2 separate regions of the Homo sapiens genome follow, and region 1 is linked to region 2. Evidence: chromatin loops called from intact Hi-C (ENCODE). Cell type or tissue: PC-3. All regions are shown on one strand. Each heading gives the region's core, and the rest is flanking DNA. Links, peaks and the distances in the headings are about the cores only. Region 1 overlaps RAPGEF5 (Rap guanine nucleotide exchange factor 5). Region 2 overlaps STEAP1B (STEAP family member 1B).

Evidence for each region. A loop is a pair of places that touch in the nucleus more often than their neighbours do. Peaks named below come from ENCODE experiments on the same cell type or tissue, not always from the same donor. Only the 100,000 strongest peaks of a DNase experiment are listed, where the experiment ranks them.
Region 1: it touches region 2 in a loop (2.6-fold over the local background); 2 of 110 quality-filtered maps call a loop at or near these places.

What each region holds. Positions count from the first base shown.
Region 1 is chr7:22,232,166-22,243,736 of GRCh38, reverse strand. All of the region lies in intron 7 of RAPGEF5 (Rap guanine nucleotide exchange factor 5), which reads left to right. Among named protein-coding and RNA genes, the nearest start is that of RAPGEF5, 120 kb to the left of the region's middle. RefSeq lists an enhancer at 1,021-1,521. In PC-3, for the core only: no CTCF peak of the experiment used is centred there; a DNase peak (open chromatin) is centred at 4,646; H3K27ac peaks cover 1,200 bases.
Region 2 is chr7:22,446,624-22,458,194 of GRCh38, reverse strand. The region is part of intron 4 of STEAP1B (STEAP family member 1B); the gene reads left to right. Among named protein-coding and RNA genes, the nearest start is that of STEAP1B, 48 kb to the left of the region's middle. RefSeq lists enhancers at 10,050-10,119, 10,130-10,179. In PC-3, for the core only: CTCF peaks have their summits at 5,581 and 5,783 (motif pointing right); no DNase peak of the experiment used is centred there; H3K4me3 peaks cover 806 bases.

The DNA of each region.
Region 1 (11,571 bases), core at 1,188-9,187, 210 kb after region 2:
GTTTGATATGATCACTTGACAATGTATACATAGTCATTCTAAAATCATTCCACAATGTATGCATACATCAAAGCATCCTATTGTATCCCATAAATATATACAACTCTTATTTGTCAATTAAAAATTAAAACTTAAGAAATAGATTGGGCTGATAACTAATGCTCTATCAGCATTTTTTTTTGGCTGAGCACAGTGGCTCATGCCTGTAATCCTAGCACTTTGGGAGGCCGAGACGGGTGGATCACCTGAGGTCAGGCGTTCAAGACCAGCCTGGCCAACATGGTGAAACCCCATCTCTATTAAAATACAAAAATTAGCTGGGCATGATGGTGGGTGCCTGTAATCCCAGCTACTCGGGAGGCTGATTTGGGACAATCACTTGAATCCGGGAGACAGTGGTTGCAGTGAGCTGAGATCGCACCACTGTACTCCAGCCTGGGTGGCTGAGTCAGACTCTGTCTCAAGAACAAAACAAAAACAAACAAACAAAAAAAACTTTTTTATCCCCAAATATATTTTGGCTTAGTTTCGTTATTTGACAGTCTTATGAGATTGCTTTCTTTTGTGAGCCGTAAGTACTTACATTGATATTCAAAAATGGTAATATAGAGGCTTTCAGAATTATTAACTGCACTGAAATGTAGAGGGGAAATGCTATGTTCTTTATTTTTGACAGTGGCTCTGTGGTCCTTACAAGTTGCTACCCACTGTCACTGAGCAATATTGTAGTTGTTTCTGATTTGAACTCTTGTTTCTTTCTTTCTTTCTTTCTTTTTTTTTTTTTTTTTTGAGACGGAGTTTCACTCTTGTTGCCTAGGTTGGAGTGCAATGGCGTGATCTTGGCTCACCGCAACCTCTGCCTCCTGGATTCAAGTGATTCTCCTGCAAGTGATTCTCCTGCCTCAGCCTCCCAAATAGCAACCATGCCCGGCCAGTTTTGTAGTTTTAGTAGAGATGGAGTTTCTCCATGTTGGTCAGGCTGGTCTCGAACTCCTGTCCTCAGGTGATCCGCCTGCCTCGGCCTCCCAAAGTGCTAGGATTACAGGCGTGAGCCACCGCGCCCAGCAATTTGAACTCTTTTCATAATGAAAAGTCTGTTTAAGATGTAGCTGCTTCCTGGGGCTGGTTTCAGTCCCCACTTTTGGATCGCTCATTCCCTGGCATGCAGGGATTGTTGGAGCCACATGGACCATGCCAGTCACTCTGCCCTAGTGAATTCGAGTGGTGACCAGGGGCCCTTCTCAGCTGGGTCAGGGTCTCTAGGCCTTTCTGGCTGCCCCACCCCATATTGGCAGAACTTAAACCCTATGGCCTCCCTGCCACATGCTCCATCCAGACCTTTGCCTTTTGTAAGGGGAGGCTCCATAGCAAGTCCCTATCCCCAGGGCATGTGGAAACTGCTAAGTGCTAGGAACCTTCCCATCCTGGGAAAGAAGAGCTACTCAGGAAAAATAGCTGCTGACTTGCTGTGACTCTGCTGACTTCCAGAGGTGCTGGGGGCAGACTTTGGGGCAGTCTTCTCTGTGTGCCAAGACTGATCTGTGTGCAAACCAGCACCCCTGCCCACAGTTTACCCTCGGCCATCTCTCTGGCCTCACCCTCTCAGACCTAGCCCAGCCAAGGGAGATCAGGCCCATAGCTTTTTACCTGCCCTTTCTGTTGCCTTGTCACCCTTCTTCCCACAGTCTACTTGATGCAATATGGGGACAGCCTTGAACTTTTCCAACCTGTCACTTCCTGACTTCCTCCTTTAGGGGAGGAGCCTGCAACTTAGCATCGCAGGAGAGAAGGTCAAGATCTGGGACTTAAAGAGTTGGTTCATGATATGCAAAGAAAGGTAACAGAATCTCTACAGATTCTGCCATTTCAAGTCTGTTGTCTTGCCACAAAGTTCTGCTTTGGGTGTTGGAATATAAATATTAATGACTTTGTTTTTATATTCCTTATCTTCCACTCTACCCCAGTGGCAGGTGGGTCTGACGAGGAAAACCATCCCATCCACAGATAACAATGCAAAAAAGCATATCACCATGTTTTGTATAATAATATAAAGTCACTAACATTGATTAAGTAGTTTAAATCCATCCCTCCTTCCACACATCCATCCCATAGGTTTTTATCATCTCCCGTTTACAAGTAATGAAATTGAAACTTGGTGAGTTGATGTAATTTCACAAACAATTGTACAAGAAGTATTGTAGGAATAATGCTTTATTTTTCCCTAATGTATAATAAAAGGAAGTTCCTTTAAATTCTAGCAGGATAGGTTTTGATGGGGGTTAAGGCAAATTTTCCAGTCTTATTTCCTGGACTTATCTTGGACTGCCCCTGCCCCCTCTATTTATTTAGTGGCTCATTTGGTGTCACTGCTTGTATTTGCAAACACAAGGACACCTGGGGAATTCTTGGTGGCTCCACTGTATGTTTTAAAATTCCACTGTAATGTCTACTGGGAAGATTTGGCAGTAAAATTACTGACAATTCAGAAACAAAAAAACTTAATGAGCATAATATAAGTGGCAAAAAGTTGCAATAAATGTTTTAAAATGTAGATGTCTGCAATAAACTTTAGTTAACAAGAATGTCCTTTAGACCTGACCTGTTGAGTTTTCTGGTTTACAATCCCCATGGCAGCATCAAGTAGCTGTGAAAAGCAAATCAAAAGACTCAGGTTCAGTCCTGGCTTAGCCACTTGGCATGACTTAGTGACTTCTAGAGGCTCATTTTCTTATTCTGGACAATGGAGCTAATGGCACATGCTTCTGGGGCTTGTTGGAGGGGCTAAATGAGATGGCCTAAAGCACACAGAGCTTTGTACTGACACATAGGTAGGCTCAGAGTTGTTTTTCTTTTGCTGGCTGAAATAAATCTTTTACAATTTAATTTCTGAGAGAAATTGTGTAGAGTATTGGAGTACACTAGGATCTTTTTAAGTGAATGAACATTTTGCAATATCTAGGAATCGTTGCTGCTCAATATTTTACTGTGTGATGATAGCAGATTGACCTGAATCTGTATTGTCACTAGAACACAACATTGAAAGGCACAAAAAAAAAGTAAAGCTGGCTAGTCATGGTGGCTCACTCCTGTAATCCCAGCACTTTGAGAGGCTGAGGCAGGCGGATCACTTGAGGTCAGGAGTCCAAGACCAGCCTGGCCAACATGGTGAAACCCTGTCTCTACTAAAAATACAAAAAATTAGCCGAGCATGGTGGTGGGCACCTGTAATCCCAGCTACTTGGGAGGCTGAGGCAGGAGAATGGCTTGAACCCGGGAGGTGGAGGTTACAGTGAGCCGAGATGGCGCCACTGCATGCCAGCCTGCGTGATAGAGCAAGATTCTGTCTCAAAAAACAAACAACCGAAAAAAGTAAAGCCTTTCTGCCTCTCGAGAAAAATATTGAAAAAAAAAAAACCCAAACCTGTTGCTAAGGTTAACTTGATTTTTGTTTATCAAGGTTTTATTTTAGTTGGATAATACACAAGCCACCTTTGCATTAAAAGAAAACTTTTTTTTTTTTTTTTTTTGAGGTGGAGTCTTGCTCTGATGCCCAGGGTGGAGTGCAGTGGCGTGATTTTGGCTCACTGCAACCTCTGCTTCCCAGGTTCAAGTGATTCTCCTGCCTCAGCTTCCTGAGTAGCTGGGATTATAGGCACTCGCCACCACTCCTGGCTAATTTTTTGTATTTTTAGTAGAGACGGGGTTTTGCCATGTTGGGCAGGCTGGTCTCGAACTCTTGACCTCAGGTGATCCGCCCGCCTCGGCCTCCCAAAGTGCTGGGATTACAGGCATGAGCCACCACACCCGGCCAAAAAAAAACCTTTTTTCCAGTACATTTCCTTATAAGAATGGCAATGAAACGGGCTACTGGTATCAATTACTGATTACCTCTGTATTACCCCAAGCCAGTGGGATAAGTATTTATGCTCTAATTAAAGGAACCGATATGAGATACCTTTTGCTCTAACGACATTATCATTGTTTTCTGTTGAATAACTTTTCCATTGAATGGACGTATATTAAATCTTAATCAAAAGAAAACACTGTAAAAACCTATTAAGAAGTAGAAGAGAAGCTTGGAGAGTCTTAGCTATTAAAAAAAAAAAGATGTAAGAGTTGAAATGGAGTCCTCTCTGCTGTAGGGCAGGGATAAATCATGCAATCAGTAAGGCAGCAGGGAGGGTGGAGCGAGGCCACCCAGAACTCTCTCAGTGGCTTGAGTTGCCCCTTGTCAAGTGTGCTGAGCATGGAGTATCTGATGGGGGAGATGGGAGCTTTTCAGCCACCTCTGCTTTCAGTCTCCCCACAGTAGATTTATTGGGCTGTCTGAGTGCTATGGCTTTCCCGAACATACAGCACACCTTTATTCAAACGTTAATAAAAATAATACATTTCTTTCATGTAGCAAACATTTATTATCTTTTTCTATAGAACCATGGGCTGGAAGGCCTAGGGAGGATTTGGGGGGAAGGCAATGGGTAGGAACACTTAAAATTGTGTAAGTCATTACGGCCTTAATGACATTGCTGCCAGTGACCACTCCTGCCTCCACTCTCCCAGCACAGGCCCACCTGGGCACATCTCCATAGCAGGGCCCTGGGAACTGAAAGGCAGCCAGCTTCCATTGCAATCCCAGCCCCATCCCTCACTGACTCATCAAACATCACTTCTTTAAACATCAGATTCCTTAGTTCTTAGTAGGAAATCTAAGTCAGTTCATGCTTATACTGTTTGAAATAAAGCTCCTGCTTTTTTTTGTTTGTTTTCAGCCTCATTTCTGTTCAATTTATTTTAGGCTATTTAATCTTTAAAACATATTGGTACAGATAGTGTCAGACCTGAGTGTACTTAACTGTCTCCTTTACTCACTTCCTGTATAATTCTGTGCAAACTATCTGACATCTCTCAGCCTCAGTTTTTCCATCTGTAAAGTGAGCATAATCTTGGAATCTGATTAAGGAGAGGACCAACCACACACCTGCCTTACAACATCACTGGTATAATGGATATATGCTCCCATTTAACTCATTTTTTAAATGAAGAATCATATAACTGTCAAATGTAAATGGATTCTGCTTTGGCCAAGGAAGTTGATCTCACTTACTGAAAAGTTATAAATACTCCTTGTTGAGCTTGTGTAATGACTGAGGTATTCTTTTTCAGTGAGCATAATGTCATTGCTCAAGGCCTAACAAGGCAACGCCACCAGCCTATAGACTAGTTGGCTTTGGTTGGTGAGTAGTGACATTTCTGAAACCAGATCACGCATGGGGTGTTGCTGGGTCTGGGCAATGTGATTTTATCCATGTATGTGCTTTACCTCTCTCCTTAGTGTGTTGGAAAAATTATGAGTGTCAGAAAATAAACACAACTACAATTTGTCAATTTACAATTTACAAAATAATTTTTAAAGTATCAGAAAAATTCCTAATTGAGATAATTCGAGAAAAGTGAATTGCTAAATTCCAAGAAATGGTATTCACCTTTTATTAATAGAAATTTGATTTTTCACTAGCCCTAATAAGTAAATGCTGAACAGATATTTAACAAATGTTGGCACAAAGAGGTATCAAATTATTAACCTGCCCTCAATGGCCACACGGCTCAGTGCAGTCTTGCCAGGACCTCTACCAGAGGTTTTCTAACATTTTCCAATTATGATCTACTTCCTGCTCCCATGTCAGATCCCAGGGGTTTCTTCAGTTTACGTTTGTTTATGCCAGCTCTCGACTGCATTTCTCCCCTTTTCTCATTTACCTATCAGAATCCGCATTTTCCTGGATGCCTTTCATGATGTTAACCCCCTCCCCACAAACTGCATTGACATTTTGCTCTATTTATATCTGTCTTATAATTATTACTGTCTGAATTGACTACCTTTGTTCAGTTCAGTAGACCATTACTTAGTACCTCTGTGTTCTAGAAATTATTCCAGGTGCTGGTATTACTGAAACATGAGGGGTTTAATCTAGGTCCTGCTGCTCACCACACAGAAAGCCAATCTCTGAGACGAGGATTATTGCCAAGGAAGAAGGCTTTAATTAGGTGCTGCAGCGGAGGAGTTGGGAGCTCAGTCTCAAATCCATTTCCCTGACCAACTAAAACTAGGGGCTAATATAGCAGGGAAGAAATGTAACAGGTATAAGAAAGCAGAAACTAGGGAGGGGAAAGGAAGCAATCAGGATGAATGAAGGGTCTGGCCTGTCATGTCTGGATGCAGTGATCTGGTAAGTTTCAATTCTTTTGATTTTTTTTTTTTTTTTTGAGAAGCCTAAAGGTTGTTTCCTGAGGAAAGAACTCAGATAAAACAAATATAAGTCTCAAGCTTTAAGACCAGAAGGGTCAATTTCTATGTTTATCCAAAAAAAAAAAAACAGCAACAACAACAACAAAAACTATCTATGGGACTATTGGGTCAGTTTCACTGGGAATATGAAAATATATACTCTGTCCTCTCGAAGAACTCATAATGTAGGTTAGCAAAGACAGATATTTGTGTTGCTGACTAAAAAATATCAAGTGTACAGAAAAAGAGCTTTGTTGGGCTAGGAGGAAGCACTCTTCATTTTGTCAGGGGCCATAGATGCAGAGAATGAGGACTCAGAAGACTCTTCATTAAGGAGCTGGTGTTTGGGCTGGGGAGCCCGGTGGACAAGAGTAATTTCACCTGGTGAAGGCAGGGACAAGGGCATTCCAGGTTAGAGACAAAGAAATGTACAAAGGAAGAGATGCAGCACCTGGGGAGAGGGTCCAAGACCTAATGGCCTGGCCTTTGAGGCCAGGTTGAGGGCTTCCACCTGAACATTGGCCAGTGTTCAATAGAGTGGGGATCACAGGTATCAGAGCTTTCAAACCTGCACATCCCTGAGCTAAGTCCCATGGCATCAGAGACACTGGGGATGGGGCTATGGAGCCTGAATTGGTATTTATCTCCGTGTGACCCTCATGTGCTCTAAGCAGGCATAGGCAGGATAGGGGGATGGCTTGATCAGACTTCCATTCTGGGGATGGAACTCCGGCAATTGTGTGGAGAATGGATGGAGGGAGAGGCCATGCCGTAGCAGCCTACATGAGATGTGACCATGGCAGAGAGGATGACAGGTGGAATCATTCCAGAGGTAGAAGTGACAGGATTTAGGGAGAGATTGAGGTGAAGGCTCAGGGGAAGGAGGACCATGAAGGTGCCTGAGATTTGTAGCTTCAGTACTTGGTGGTGATCTAAACTGAAATATCCCAGGAGCAGGAAGATGCTTGTGATTTCAGACCTTCGTGTCCTCACGCCGTATTAAATCAATTACTCTTTCTTGAGGTGCAGATTGTGCCACTACACCTATCACAGCAGCTTGTATGTAGCAGACATGTTACCATCTGTGAAATGAAAATATTCAACTCGTGACTGGAAATGTGGGCCTGGAACTCAGAGAAGTGGGCAGAAATGGAGACAGATTTGAGAATAAACTGTATTGCAGTGAAAGTTGAAACCCTAGTAACAGATAAGATCACCAAGGAAAGAGGCAAAGAGAGAAAAGAGAGCCTGGGGAAAGCTTGCATTTTTAGAAGATTTGAGGATGATAGGGACACAGAAAAGAGAGTTTTAAGTCAACAGTCTCAAGTTCAGCTGAACAGATTGGGGTTGAGAAAACACGCTGGAGCAGAGATGTAGTGGTCATTGGTCCACCTTCAAAGAGAAGTTCAATGGCACTGGATGGGCCAGGTTATAATACCATATGGAGTGGCTTTATGGTGAACACTGACCCCTACTTTTCTAATTTTAACACTAAAAAAATACAGTGATGAGGCAGAAATGTTACAATTACCTTTTTTCTTCCTTTTTAAAGAATGGAAAAGATTTGAGTATTTGGAAGCATTTATGATTATATATATTGATAGCAAAAATGAGTATAGTGTCTAAACATTTCTCACTGCAGGCTTGTTTCTGTGCCATCTCCCAGGGCTGAATGTGGTTGGAGTATTGTTGAAGGGCCTCCAAAAGTAAATATTGTGACCCCACTCCAGGATGGTACAAAAAATAGCTGATTATTTAGATAATGAAGAACTGGGCTCTGCCTCCTGTGGCCTGGAAACACTATGGTGTTTTCCTAACATTTTTATGTCCACAACCCACAGAACATGTAAAAGATTCCGACCTAGTACACCTCTCTTCCATACTTGTGAAAAATACTTTACTAGTTGCAAAACATTTTGATCTTTATTTTTCTATTCTTCCTATGATATTCTGTTCTATTTCATTAAGAGGGAAAAGAAACCCTGGTCAGGATCCATGTGAATGGATTTGCTGATGTGCAGTTTGACCAGCCCTGTTCTGTTCCATCCTTGACTGTAGCAGTGATGAACTGTCACCGACACGTACATTTTACATTTGAGGCCTAAGGCAGATTACTTCACCTCACTAGTCTCAGTTTCCTCATCTGTAAAATGGGGGTGATTTTATCTGCCCAGCATTTCAGGTTGAACATCAGATGAGACCCTTAATGAAAGAGTTTTCTCTCTGTAAAAATGCTACACAGGTGAAAGATTATATTACTGACAAAACTTTAGTTCTTGGCAGAGTACCCAATAAGTTATTTTTCTTAACTATTTGCTGATGTCTCACATTGAGGCTTGAAATGCTCAGTTTCTATCTGTAGTCATCTTTGGGGTTGGTTTGTAAGATTTTTTTAAAGAAATGGGTTGGTTGATTTTTAAATAATGGTCCTGATGAGAGTCAGCACACGACAGTCATTGTGTGTTTAATGTTTTCTTGTTAGTGGGGCTCTTACCTTTACAAAGTTGATCAGCAGAAATTAAATAACATCATTTAGAAAGGACATGAGTCCCCTTTGTGTTTAAGTATTATTATTATAATAGAGTTACTGACAGAGTTGTTTTTTGTTGTTGTTGTTTGTTTGTTTGTTTGCATTTTAGCACCCATCCTAGTAAGTCCTGGGGAGAGAAAACCTGTTTTGTCCCCAAGGCAACAAGAAAGCACTATCAAGTTAAGCCCCACAATCCTAGGAGGCTTTCAACACTCATTCACCTTGAATCCCTCTTGGCTAATTTACAAATAGATACATTTAAACTAGGTACCCTTAACGAATCTGTTAATTAATCCACATACATGCTTAGTTCTCCTGTGGGCACTAATGCTCACCACTCAAAGCATATGCTTTAGATCTTGCACTTGTATCTTTTGTTATGGTAAGTTATTTTCAAAGGCCATTACTTGCTTTTAGACTCTGTGTGTTGAGAGATAAGGAGATGGTTTGTGTTGGCAGAGAGTGAAGCTCCTAGCCTCCCTCGGTCCCAGAAGCTGTCATTCCTGTGTACGTGTTTCGCTGGAGGGAACTGTCCCAGAATCAATATTTGCATAGGAAATTTTCCCCAACCAACTCTTATTCTGATCAGATAAAAGAAAAATTGAACTCAAAAATCTAAATAACTCCTTCCTCCTTTTCCCACCACATGAGCCACACCACTGGAAGGCATAAAGAGAGAAATTGTGTTTTTATTTATTTTTTGACATTAATCTATGAACTAAAGGGTCAACAGAGTTCTCCCTTTTAGGGGACCATATATATTTTATGCATGCAACTTCATAGGATAATCATAAATCCTTGTCTAGGATAAATACACTTTTGCTCCCAAGATGCATTCTTGGAATTATAATTTTTCCTATTTCCAAGAAAATAATGTTATTTACGCTGTCTTCTCTTTGTCATTAGGGGGTTGAGGTTGAGTCCAGCAGAACTTTGAGAGTTTGTCCATTATGCAGATTTAGCTTACAGAGTTAGCTTTGCCAAGTCCCTTAACTTGCTTGTGTTTCTAATTCTCACCCTGTTAGTTTTGGCGTAATGCTAGGCAACCGATTTTGAGGTCTTTAAAGATGTGACAATAAACATAGCATTGTTGTTGGGGATAAGCTAGAAATAAATACAGGACTGACACTTTATCCTAGGTTTGCTTTTATGTTCATCTATTCCTCCTTTAGTTCTATTTCTATGTATTAAGAATTATTCCTAAAGCTTAAAATGTAGTGTGAGGCCAGGTGAGGTGGCTCATACCTGTAATTTCAGCATTTTGGGAGGCCGAGACGGGAGGATTGCTTGAGCCCAAGAAGTCCAGCATGCAGTGAGGCATGATCGTGCAACTGTACTCCAGCCTGGGTGACAGAGGGAGACCCTGCCTCTAAAAAAGTGTGTTAACTGTCAATCTGAAATTATTATTTAGTGTCCTGCATGTTCTATGTTCTAGTATAATAAGGTAAGAAAAAGAAATGCCTACACCCTACAGCATTGTTGTTTTAAAACCAAAAACATGAATTCAGTAGGCTAAAATATTCTGAAATTTAATTTTCTTCATTTTCATTGAAATTAGCACTTTAAAGAGCAAAAATTCAAATAAAGCACAAATGAAGTGCCAAAGTATGGTTGCTTTTTATGTGAAGTTATTTCACATTAGTATATGATCAGCTTGCCCTCCAAGAAAATTACTCTGCATTCCAGGATGAGGAAAGGCTTCTTCTGTTATTTCAGTTGGTTAAGTGGAGTTCCTTACTTCTATAGCCCATTGCATTTTTAAGTGGAATTTAGGATGTTATTCTATGTTTTATTTTTCCCTTTATAGTCTTGCCTCTAGTTTTTCAGAGAAAACACGCATGTTTTTCTTTGTTCTTAAGTTTCCTCCTAGCTGGGCAACAGTAGCAACAGGGAACCCCCTTTGAACAGGCATGAATGGAACTTTTCTCTGAAAAATAGAAGAAAAGCTTCTACCCTCTTCACCTCTTCCTACCTTGCCTTTAGATGCTCAGCTGGTCAGAGTTATCCTAGTTATCCAAAGCGTGAACAGAAGAATTTCTCTCTTTTCTTCTTTCATAAAGTTACAAAAGAAGTAGCTTATTATATAAGTAGGCATAGTCAAGCAGTGCAGTTTTGATCACTTGGGGATACATTGTTCATGCCAGTTAGCATTTGCAGAGCCCTACTGTATGCACAGCATTATAGGTAGGCTCCATGGTGGGCACCACACAGCAGGCATGAATGGCATACAAAAGCAAAAAGTACATGAAATGATATTTTAAAAAATACAGAGCAGAGAGCACAATATTTAAAAGTACACAGGCCAAGCGTGGTGGCTCACACCTTGTAATCCCAGCACTTTGGGAGGCCAAGGCAGGCAAATCACTTGAGGTCAGGAGTTTGAGACCAGCCTGGCCAACATGGTGAAACCCTGTCTCTATTAAAAATACAAAAATTATCTGGGCATGGTAGTGCACGCCTGTAATCCCAGCCACTCGGGAGGCTAAGTGAGGCAGGAGAATCGCTTGAACCCGGGAGGTGGAGGTTGCAGTGAGCCAAGATTGTGCCACTGCACTCCAGCCTGGGCAAAAAGAGTGAAGACTTCATCTCAAAAAAAAAAAAAAAAAGCACACAGAATAATGTAAACTGAATCAATAAGTACAGTGGGTGACCTCACTGTCAGCTAGGTTGGTATGCTTTGGCCTACTTTTGATGAAGAGGGCAAAAAGCATAAATGGCATGATGGATACAAGGAATAACTATTTAGGAGTCATCC
Region 2 (11,571 bases), core at 1,739-9,738:
CCCAGCACTGTGCCTGGCACATAGTTGTCACCTGATATGTTTATTGAATGAAGAAGCAGAGCTCCTCATGGTCAAAATGATGTAATTTTTTCTTCTTCAGCTACATTATATTGTCTGGTGTTCTTAGAAGTAAGCCTAACCCTAACAACTTATTGGAATGGCTCATCTGGACTTACAATAAATTAAGCTGTTGTATGTTTGGCTGGGTGAGTTTGGCTGGGATGGGAAATGGTGGGAGAGCTGGTTTATCCTGTTGGGGTTTTTTGGGGACAAAGGATCCCCAGTGCAGATTTCATTGCAGAGTAACGCCAATAATTACAATGCATTTTAACCTCCTTGGTTTTCATTTTCTAATACCATGTCATCATGTGGGCAGGTGAGGACCTTGCAGTTGACTTTGCACTTTCTATCTGAACTTCAGGTTTACAAAGTTTAAAACTTTCCCATAGGTTTTCTAGTTCTCTGTGCTTGGCCCAAGCCCTTCCAGCAACTGCCAGGTGCAGTCACATGGAAAGTGTGACTTAGGAAGGCACGCTGGCATTAGCAAGAAAACTCAGATTCAAAAATAACCATGACTTCACATCTTACAGTGCATATCATAGAACTGTAGAATTTTAAAGGTGAGGCTGACCCACTAGTGAAGCCACTTACCTCAGGAACAAATTTCCTAGTGTGCAGTTATGCTTGGTAGGCAGCTGCTCTCCTAGCCTTGGCACTAAAGGCCCTCCATTTCTCAACCTTAACCTTTTAATTACTACAATGGCTTCACCACAGTGTGTGGCACTCTCAGGGTGCAATTGGGCCACAATTGGCTAATTGTAACAATTATAGCGAAAAAGGAATACAGTTGGCTCATTGTGGCATTTTACTCAGGGTAATCACCTTTTCTGCTTCCTAATTCCTAATTTATTTTTTCTACCCCCAATTAAAAATCAGAACTCCCTTTTACAGCTTTTCTGTTTACAGTGAAAGACAATTAAGTCCTCAGTACCAGAAGCCTAAATCTACCCTGAGATCTAATGCTCACTTTGCAGCACCCAGATCTCTAATTGGTGGATCCTCTGGATTTATCCCAGGACATTTAGAGACTCGGCCTTTTGTTAACACAGACTTCAGGGTTAATGTTTGGAAGACGCTGTCCAGCTTCACATTGCTGTAGAGCAGACATTCTTGATGTTTGTCATGCATCAGAACCACCCAGGATACTTAAAAAAAAAAAAAATATATATATATATATATATAGCTGCCTATCCCACCCCCATTCTGAATCAGGTGGTCTGCGGTGCAGCCAGGGTGAATCTTACACGCAGCTGGGCTTGGCGAGTTCCGCTAAGGGGTTCCTAGATTGGCTGCTACCCTCTGCTTTGCTCTCTCTCCTAGCTAGCCATCCCTGTGGCACTACATCCGATTCCTTCTGTTCCCTTCTTGGCCTAAACCAGACTCTCTTTTCTTCCTCTCTATCAGTTTTCATCTCGAAAGGATTGGCTGGGGGTTCTAATTTCCCTTTTTTCATGACTCAAGGAGTCAGACATTTCTTTCAGATTCACATCTTTCCCCTTATCTATCATCAACACCAACATCCATTCAAAATGGGCATAAGTAAAAATTCCGTTTGTGTCTCAACTCACATCTGAAATAGATGATTACTGTGACTAAATTGAGATATTCAAGGAACATTCACTGAGTACATAGGACACACCAGTTCCTGGGCTAGCCTTGGGGTTATAAAGATGAATAAGAATGGTTGGCTCCTGCTTTCAAGGAGCATAATGGTGAAAAGGAAAACAACCAATAATTATAAAGCACCATGACAGGGAAGGAGAGTTGCCACTGGAATGCTTAGAAGCAGCATTATCACACTGTTGGTTTTTAAGCACGATTTCTTCCTTGGAAACTGAGGAAGACAATCTGATTCTAACAGAAACTGCCATAATCAATCCAAACCATGGATCTTTTCCTCATTTTCAGAAATCTTTGCAGTAATTGAACTGGTGGAGTAAAAGGAGAAGAAATATTTTAAATGGATTAGGAAGATTTTTTTTTTTTTTGAGATGGAGTCTCGCTCTGTTGCCCAGGCCGGAGGGCAGTGGCGCAATCTCAGCTCACTGCAAGCTCTGCCTCCTGGGTTCACGCCATTCTCCTGCCTCAGCCTCACGAGTAGCTGGGACTACAGGCGCTCACCACCAGGCCCAGCTAATTTTTGGTATTTTTAGTAGAGATGGGGTTTCACCGTGTTAGCCAGGATGGTCTTGATCTCCTGACCTCATGATCTGCCCTCCTCGGCCTCCCAAAGTGCTGGGATTACAGGCGTGAGCCACTGTGCCCGGCCAGGAAGATTCTTGAAATACTCGAAATACTCGTTTGCCTTTTTAGGCAAGTGCACAGATGAATTCCAAAAGATTATTTTATTCCAGTTATATAAGCATATCACCATGACTTGGTGACCATTGATATGTGAGAAATAGCACATTGGAAGACACAGTATTTTGATCTTCTGCCTCTGTGAATGTATTTGTTAAGGTAGCATAGGCAAACCACGTGTTGGGAAAAGTTATTTGCAATATATGCATCTGATAAAGGACTGAAATTCAGAATATATAAAACTACAATAAGAAAAAGACAACTTAATAAAAAACGGGGAGTGGACTTTAACGAGTTTGCTAAAGAGGGTATCCAAATATCTAACAAGTATATGAAAAGCTGCTCAACATCTTTACTCATTAAGGAAAATGCTAAATAAAATCACAATGAAATGCCACTTCATACTCACCAGAATGTCTAAAATTAGAAAAACTGACAATATCAAGTATTGGCAAGCATATGAAGCAACTGGAATTCTACATTATTTGTGAGATTGTAAATTGGTGCAACTCTTTGGAAAACTGGCAAAATCCATTAACGCTAAATTTGTAACAACTCTGACCCAGCAGTTCCTCTTCTGTGTGCATACCTGTGCCAGATCCTGATTTATGGTCTCTCAACAATGACTTGACCCTTTCTGACTGCTCTGTGAGCCTTTAAAATATTTTTAAGGCTGGGCACGGTGGCTCACGCCTGTAATCCCAGCACTTTGGGAGGCCGAGGCAGGTGGATCACGAAGTGAAGAGATCGAGACCATCCTGGCCAATGTGGTGAAACCTCATCTCTACTAAAAATACAAAAAGGGTAGCTGGGTGTGGTGGCGAGCACCTGTAGTCCCAGCTACTCGAGAGGCTGAGGCAGAAGAATCACTTGAACCCGGGAGGCGGAGGTTACAGTGAGCTGAGATTGCACCAGTGCACTCCAGCCTGGGTGACACAGCGAGACTCTGTCTCAAAAAAAAAAAAAAATATATATATATATATACATATATATATATATATATATAATATTTTCTTTGCCAGTTGGTACTGAAGCTTGGTCAGGTGAGGTTGCTGATGAGACATTGCAGGAGAAGAGTTTTGCTTCCTGGTTCCGCTGTGCTTACTCCCCAGGCTCCTGCAAGGTGCTCCTCTAGCATCCAGCTCCTGCAGCACCTGCAGCCTCGGCCGTGCACAGCTCCTAAAATACACATGGCTTCTCCAGCAACTGCAGCATGTGCAGCCTCTCCAGCAGCCAGCTCCTGTAGCACTTGGGGCTTCTCCAGTTCTCAGCTCCTGCAGTGCATGGCAGCCAGCAGCATCCAGTGGCTTATAGCTTCTCTGGGTTACTCTTTCAGTCAGTTTTGTAGTAAGTGTCTCAGGTACAACAATGCCCTCTGAAGAGCTGTCTCTGGCACCCTAGATGATGAATTTCCAGAAACTTCCAGAGGGCTATTCCAGAAGATTCCACCAGTACAGCACTATAGTGACTTCTCTATTATTCGGCGAACAATGGCTATGCACTCTCCAATAAGATCTTTGCAGTAATTGAACTGGCGGAGTAAAAGGAGAACAAATATTTTAAATGGATTAGGCCTGAGGCAGGGGTTGGAGGTGGGTCTTTCTTGAGAGTTCTCTCTCATCCCTAGGGCTGGTAATTGCTCCTTATCTCTGTTCTTCCTGCATTCTTTAGCTTTCTCTTTCTTACTAGCCAATCCCTTGTTATTCCTGTTATAAACATTTGTTATATTAAACTTTTCCTATTCAAGTTATTACATAGTTTTGCTCTTCTGATTGGACTGATACAATACCCAAGAAAAATGTATGTGTCCACCAAAAGACATGTCCAAGAATGTTCATAGAATCTTTATTCATAATAGCCCCAAACTAGAAACTACCCAAATGTCCATCAACAGCAGAATGGATACATTGCTGTATATTCATACAGTGGAATACTACTCAGCAATACAAAGGATGGAACTACTTGTTGATAAATCTCATAGACAGTATTAGGTGAAAGAAGCCAGATACAAAAGGGTATATACTGTAAGACTTCATGTATACAAAGAGATACAATTTGAGAAGAGATATAACAACTCTATGTCAATGGACGTCAGAATAGTGGTTACATCTAGGGACAGGGATGTATATTGACTAAGAAGGGACACAAGGGATCTTTTTGGATTATTTGATGTTGTGTTTTGATCAAAGGTTGTTACATAGGTATATATTTATGCAAAAAGGTCATCAATTTGTGTATTTTATATTATGTCCTAATTTTAGAACTAAAACTTCAGAAAGTAACATAAATTAAAAGTCACAGAAAAGAGCTTCAGGTACAGAGCTGTGTAGACTAGAGCTGCCCTAACAGATTCCCTTGGTCCTTTCCATCTCAACGACATGAATATGGTACTTTACAACCTCCCTGAGGCCAATGACTGCAAAGGGGTCTCTGTAGAGTTCAGGGGGAAATGCTGAGGGAGGCAGTAAGAAACTGAGTGATTTTTCTCATGCACATAGCACAGTTGGTGCTGGAAATGGAAATGCCTCAGCCTTCTACCCTAAGCCAGTGTACTTTCTGCACATCATGAGACCTTTCAGAAGGCTTCTTTCTAAAGATGGTTGAGATGGGTAATGGAGTGTTTTATAGACTATGGCAGAGAGTTTCATACGAGGAAAGCCAACAGAATGATTTTTGAAATAAAATCCTGTCGCAGTTGGTTGGCACTGACACGAATTTTTTAAAATAATGTCTTCCTGACTGCAGTGAGAAAGACTGCAGGGGAGTTGGTGGAAGGGGGAACATGTGCCAATCTGGGGGCTGTATGAAATTGTTTCACTTCAAAACAGAGCAGAAATATGAGAAATCAAAATAGTTTATCCCCTGTTCCCTGCCTTCCTACTCTTCTTGGGCAGGATTCAAAGGAGAAAAAGCTCAGCAAAAAAGCAATCTCCAGGGACTGGTATTGGGATTAGCAACTGCCAGGAAGACAAATAATTCTCACCTTAGAAATCCTGGTTGTTCTTCCTGAACACGTGAGAAAACGGGCTCCCTGTGCTTGCATAGAAAAGTGAAGATTTCTCGAGCTTGGGGTAAGATTCTCAGCCCTGGGCATCACTGCAAGGGAACCATGTAGTTCCTGCTTACTCTGCAGTTTTTACCCCGAGACTGAAGGAGTTCGCTCAGGACCCAGCCTATCAATCTATTGATTTGGGGAGAGGAGAGAGTAAAAGTCATTTATCCTTTCTCTGTAATCCTTTAACTGTACTTTTCTCTTGACGTTTGTTCCAGTTGTTAATTTATTGCCTTGCAGCTCCAAACCGTCCTTTTTGTCTTGCTTTGTGATCCTGAAGCTAGAATCTGCACATTACCGCATTACCGGCTCTTCTTTGACCGGCGGGTTTGGGTTTGGTGTATGGCGCGGGGAGGGGGGGGATTGTCTGCCAATAGAGGGCGCTGCAGGGAGCCTGCAAAGCTGAAAGGAAGGGAGGGGTCACTTTCTTTCCGTTTCTCACACAAATATGAGCAAATTGGAGTGTGGAGGGTCTCAGGAGCGTTCATTTCAGTGGTGACAGTTCTCAGGGTGCTGTGACGAGCACCCTCTGGCAGCCTGTTTCTTCTTTCCTGCAGTAGCCACGCCCTCGCTTCCAGAGTCTTTCCTTACTTACCTTTCCCTCAGTCAAGGGTGGTAGCAGCCTTCTGTAATTTCTACCTCAATTATATCTTAAACTTTTCCTTTATGCTTTTTAGGAGTTAATCATCCTTTGTCTGGTTATCAGTTCTTTATACTGGATTTCCCCTGTTTAAATTACTAATGAATCCCAGTGAAGAAAAGCCTGGGACCCAATGGCTTCACTGCTGAATTCTACCAAACATTTAAAGAACCACTAATACCAATCCTACTCAAACTAATGCAAAAAATAGAGAAGGAGTGTACTTCCAAACTCGTTCTAAGAGGCCAGTATTACTCTGATACTAAAACCAGACAAAGATACATTTTTAAAAAACCACAAAACACTACAGGCCAATACCTATGAATATTGCTGCAAAAATCCTCAACAAAATAATAGCAAACCAAATTCAACAATATATTAGAAAAATCATTTGTCATGACCAAGTGGGATTTATCCCTGGGATGCAAGGATTGTTCAACATACACAAATCAATCAATATGATACATCAACAGAATGAAGGATAAAAACCATATCATTTCAATTGATGCTGAAAAATTATTTGATAAAATTCAACATGCCTTCACGATAAAAGTCCTCAAAATACTGGAGATAAAATATACCTCAACATAAAAAAAGCCACGTGACAGACCAACAGCTATATTATATTAAATGGGGAAAAACAAAACCTTTTCTCTAAGATCTGGAACATGACAAGGATGCCCACTTTCATCACTGTTATTCAACGTCATACTGGAAGTCCTAGCTAGAGCAATCGGATAAAGAAAGGGCATCCAAATTGGAAAGACAAAAGTCAAACTATCCTTGTTTGCAGATGATGTGATCTTTTATTTGGAAAAACCTAAAGACTTCACAAAAAAAAAACTATTAAAACTGATAAATTCAGTAAAGCTGTAGGATACAAAATCAACATACAAAATGCCAACAATGAACAATCTGAAAAAGTAATTTTCTTTTCTTTTTTTTTTTTGAGACAGAATCTCTGTCGCCCATGCTGGAGTACAGTGACGCAATCTCAGCTCACTGCAATCTCTGCCTCCTGGGTTTAAACAATTCTTGTGCCTCAGCCTCCTGAGTAGCTGGGATTACAGGTATGTGCCACCACACCTGGCTAATTTTTTTGCATTTGTAGTGGAGACAAGGTTTCACCATGTTAGCCAGGCTGGTCTTGAACTCCTGACCTCAGGTGATCTGCCTACCTTGGCCTCCCAAAGTGCTGGGATTGCAAGCATGAGCCACTGTGCCGGGCCCCCATTTTCAGTAGTCACAAAATTAAATATCTAGGAATTAACCAAAGAAGTGAAAGATCTTTATAATGAAAACTGTAAAACACTGATGAAAGAAATTGAGGAGGACACCCCAAAATAGAAAAATATTCAATGTTCATGGATAGGAATAATCAATATTGTTAAAATGTCCATACTACCCAAAGCAGTGTACAGATTTAATTTAATCTCTATCAAAATACCAATGACATTCTTCACAGAAATAGAAATAAACTAAAATTTATATGGAACCACAAAAGACCCATGGCCAAAGCCATCCTAAGCAAAAAAAAAAAAACAAAACTACAGGAATCACATTACCTAAGTAACCAAAAGAGCATGGTACTTGCATAAAAACAGACACATAGTCCAGTGAAACAGAATAGAGAACCCAGAAACAAATTCAGACACCTACAGTGAACTTATTTTCAACAAGGGTGCCAAGAACATATACTGGGAAAAAGTCAGTCTCTTCAATAAATGGTGCTAAGAAAACTGGATATCCATATGCAGAAGAATGAAACTAGACCCCTATCTCTCACCATATACAAAACTCAAATCAAAATGGATTAGACATTTAAATCTAAGATCCCAAGTATGAAACTACTACAAAGAAACATTGAAGAAACTCTCCAGGACATTGGTCTGGGCAAAAGTTTCTTGAGTAATACTCCACAAGCACTTGAGTGATACTCCACAAGCACTTGAGTAATACTCCACAAGCACAGGCAACCAAAGCAAAAATGGACAAATAGGATCACATCAAGTTAAAAAGCTTCTGTACTGCAAAGGACACAACAAAAAGACAACCCACAGAATGGGAGAAAATATTTGCAAGTTACCTATCTGACAAGGGGTTAATATCAGAATATAAAAGGAGCTCAAACAACTCTATAGGAAAAAAATCTAATCCAATTTTCAAATGGGCAAAAGATCTGAATAGACATTTCTCAAAAGACGCACAAATGGCAGACAGGCATATGAAAAGGTGCTCGACATCACTGATCATCAGAGAAATGCAAATCGAAACTACAATGAGATGTCATCTCACCCCAGTTAAAATGGCTTATATCCAAAAGACAGGCAATAACAAATGCTGGCAAAGATACGGAGAAAAGCAAACCCTTGTACCCTGTTGGTGGGAATGTAAATTAGTACAACCACTATGAAGAACAGTTTGGAGATTCCTCAAAAAACTAAAAACAGAGCTACCATAGGATCCAGCAATCCCACTGCTGGGTATATACCCAAAAGAAAGGAAATTACTATATCAAAGAGAGATATCTGCACTGTCATGTTTTTTGAAGCACTGTTCACAATAGCCAAGATTTTGGAAGCAACCTATGAGTCCATCAACAGATGAATGGATAAAATGTGGTACTTACATACAATGGAGTACTATTCAGCCATAGTAAAGGATAAGATCCTGTCATTTCCAACAGCATGAATGTAACTGGAGATCATTATATTAAATGAAATAAGCCAGTCACAGAAAGATAAACATTGCATGTTCTCACTTATTTGTGGGATCTGAAAATCAAAACAATTGAACTCATGGAGATAGAGTGTAGAAGGATGGTTACCAGAGGCTGGGAAGGGTAGTGTTTGGGATGGAGATCAGGGGGTGGGGATGGTTAATGGGTACAATAAAAATAGAAAGAATGAATAAGACCTACTATTTGATAATACAACAGGGTGACTATAGTCAATAATAATTTAATCATACATTTAAAAAATCTGAAAGAGTGTAATCGGATTGTTTGTAACACAAAGGATAAATGCTTGGGATGGGTACCCCATTCTCCATTATGTGATTATCACATGTTGCATACCTATATCAAAACATCTCATGTACTCCATAAATACATACACCTACTATATACCCCTAAATTAAAAACTTAAAAAATTAAAAAAATTACAAATGGTACTTGTCTCTTACCTTACCTAGTCCCTACCAGATACAATGCTTGGCATGTCTAACTTGCTCTTGCTTGCTTGTTCGTGTGTCCCATGGCCCCTCAAGGACCTTCTGTGCTTTTGGCTCCCAGGGAAGCAGCCTTCCAGCTGGGATATGCTAGATTGGGTGTATCTCAGAGAATTAATTTCCATATCCCAGACTTCCACATGTACTCTTTCCTAATAAGATTGGCCTCAGAACATGCCTGCAGGGAGATATCATGAGAAACATTCTTTTTTCCCATCTTGCTTTCTGTGTTCAAAAAAAAAGTATACCTCTCCTGATTTTATGCTGCATTGTCTAAAGTTGTCATATTTATGTTGTTCTGAATAATTTCTTCATAATTTTAATGATAAGCCAATCCAGAAGAAAAATTTTAACATCTAAAGTCTTAAGATTATAGCAAATTAAAAAAATTAATTTGACTAATATTATTACTACACAGAATTATAATAGAATGATAACATATTTTTAAGCGTGAGGTCCCTTAAAAATGAGGTAATATTGGGGAAATGAAATGGAAATATGAGTTCAAGGAAAAAAGTTCTATTAAAAGATCATTCATGTATTTTAAAATTTTAGATGATAAATATATCATTTCTATCTATATTCCTTTGGATAATGGAAAAATATAATTGGTATCTATATTCCTTTGGCCATATAGAAATGCATTCATTAACATTTTGTTGTAAAGTGTCAATATTGACTACGTGCCATAATTACATCTTTGCAACTATTTTAACACGGGAAGGGAAACTTGAAGTCTCATCTGAAAAAGGTTCAAGAGGATATGTAGGTTTCTAAAATTGTTTTAGGAGATATGAGAGTAAACAATGTTGCCTCGCTATGATAAACCATAGATGAATAATGACTAGATGAATGAATAAGCAAACCAGCAACTGAAAGCAAGAAATCCCTTCTAGGGTAAATACAACTGAAAGCAAGAAATCCCTTCTAGGGTAAATGAAACCAATATGGGTTGCATGACGTTTATCCAATGCCTTCATGTCTTTGCATCTCAATTGCTCATCTGTAAAAAGGAGATGGTGATAACTGTTTGTGAGCCTTAGATGAGGTCATGCATGTAAATGTGCTTTGCACCTGGCAGGTCCTCAGTAAGTGTTTGCCGAAGTACTAGGTGGCAATGCAATTTGGGTATATCCATCTCTTCCTGTCCTAAGGGATGCTGGTCAGTGTACCAGAAGTAAAACAAATTGGCTTCTATGGCTGCACACCAGGACAGGTCTTGATTACATGAAGGACCTTACTAAACACCCTTCCATCCTAACAAAAATATGTGGAGCATTTGACCATTGCACAGGGATGAGTTCCCACTTTACTCCCACAAATGTGATTTGTGTCAGCTTTGCCCTACAAATGATGTGTTTGTGGACATTCCATCTTTGGAATCTATTAAAACAGTCATTGTCAAGTATTTATTTAGAGTCAATAGAACTACTATGTATTATATAAAATATAAAACACAGGCAGCATGCTTCATGCCAAAGTGGTTACTGAATCTACTCTTTTATAAATATACAATATTGACTGATCTTCCAACCAACTGAATTACAAGCTGACCAGTACACACACAAGAAGTCATTTCTTTATAACAGTTGATGACAGGCCTCTGTCACCAAACTGTATTGGAAGTTGGCCTGGCATTTAATAAGCAATGGTGACCAATTAAGGAAGTGAAATGCTTGTGCAAAGTGCCTAATATAATAAGGTTTTTGCCCATTACTGAGACATCAGTGATGTCCCAGAAGAGAAAGTGACTCTGGTTACAAAGTGGAACCAGGCCATGCTAAATTAGAGCTGCTTCTATACTAAGGCTACCAGTCATCTTTAACATCAAGAGTGCTCACTGAGCTCTTCAGACATTTACCCTAAAACAAGAGATGAATTTTAAAATGAGTCTTTTGATGCTCTCTGGAGAGCAAACCCTTAAGCTATATTCCTATAAAAATTAAGAATCTCATTCCAGACCCCAATTAAACTAAAAAATATTGTAGAGAGAGACAGAAAAATCAAGTTTCTACAATGTGCCAGCCACTGGCTAAGTGTTTTCCCAGATACTGTCTCATTACTCTTCACAGCACCATTGTGGGGTGGGCAGCATTCCTTCCATTTCACAGATGAAAATACTGAGGTTCAGGGAGGGTTCAACTTGGGACCAGGCTTGAGTCGTTTACCTGAAACAAAACCCACATTCTTTCCCCTTCACCTTATTAACTCTAATCTTGGCTGAAAAAAGTGAGTGCTCAGAAAAATAAGGGTTATAGAAGTGAGATTAGCATTCATATTCCAATGGAAG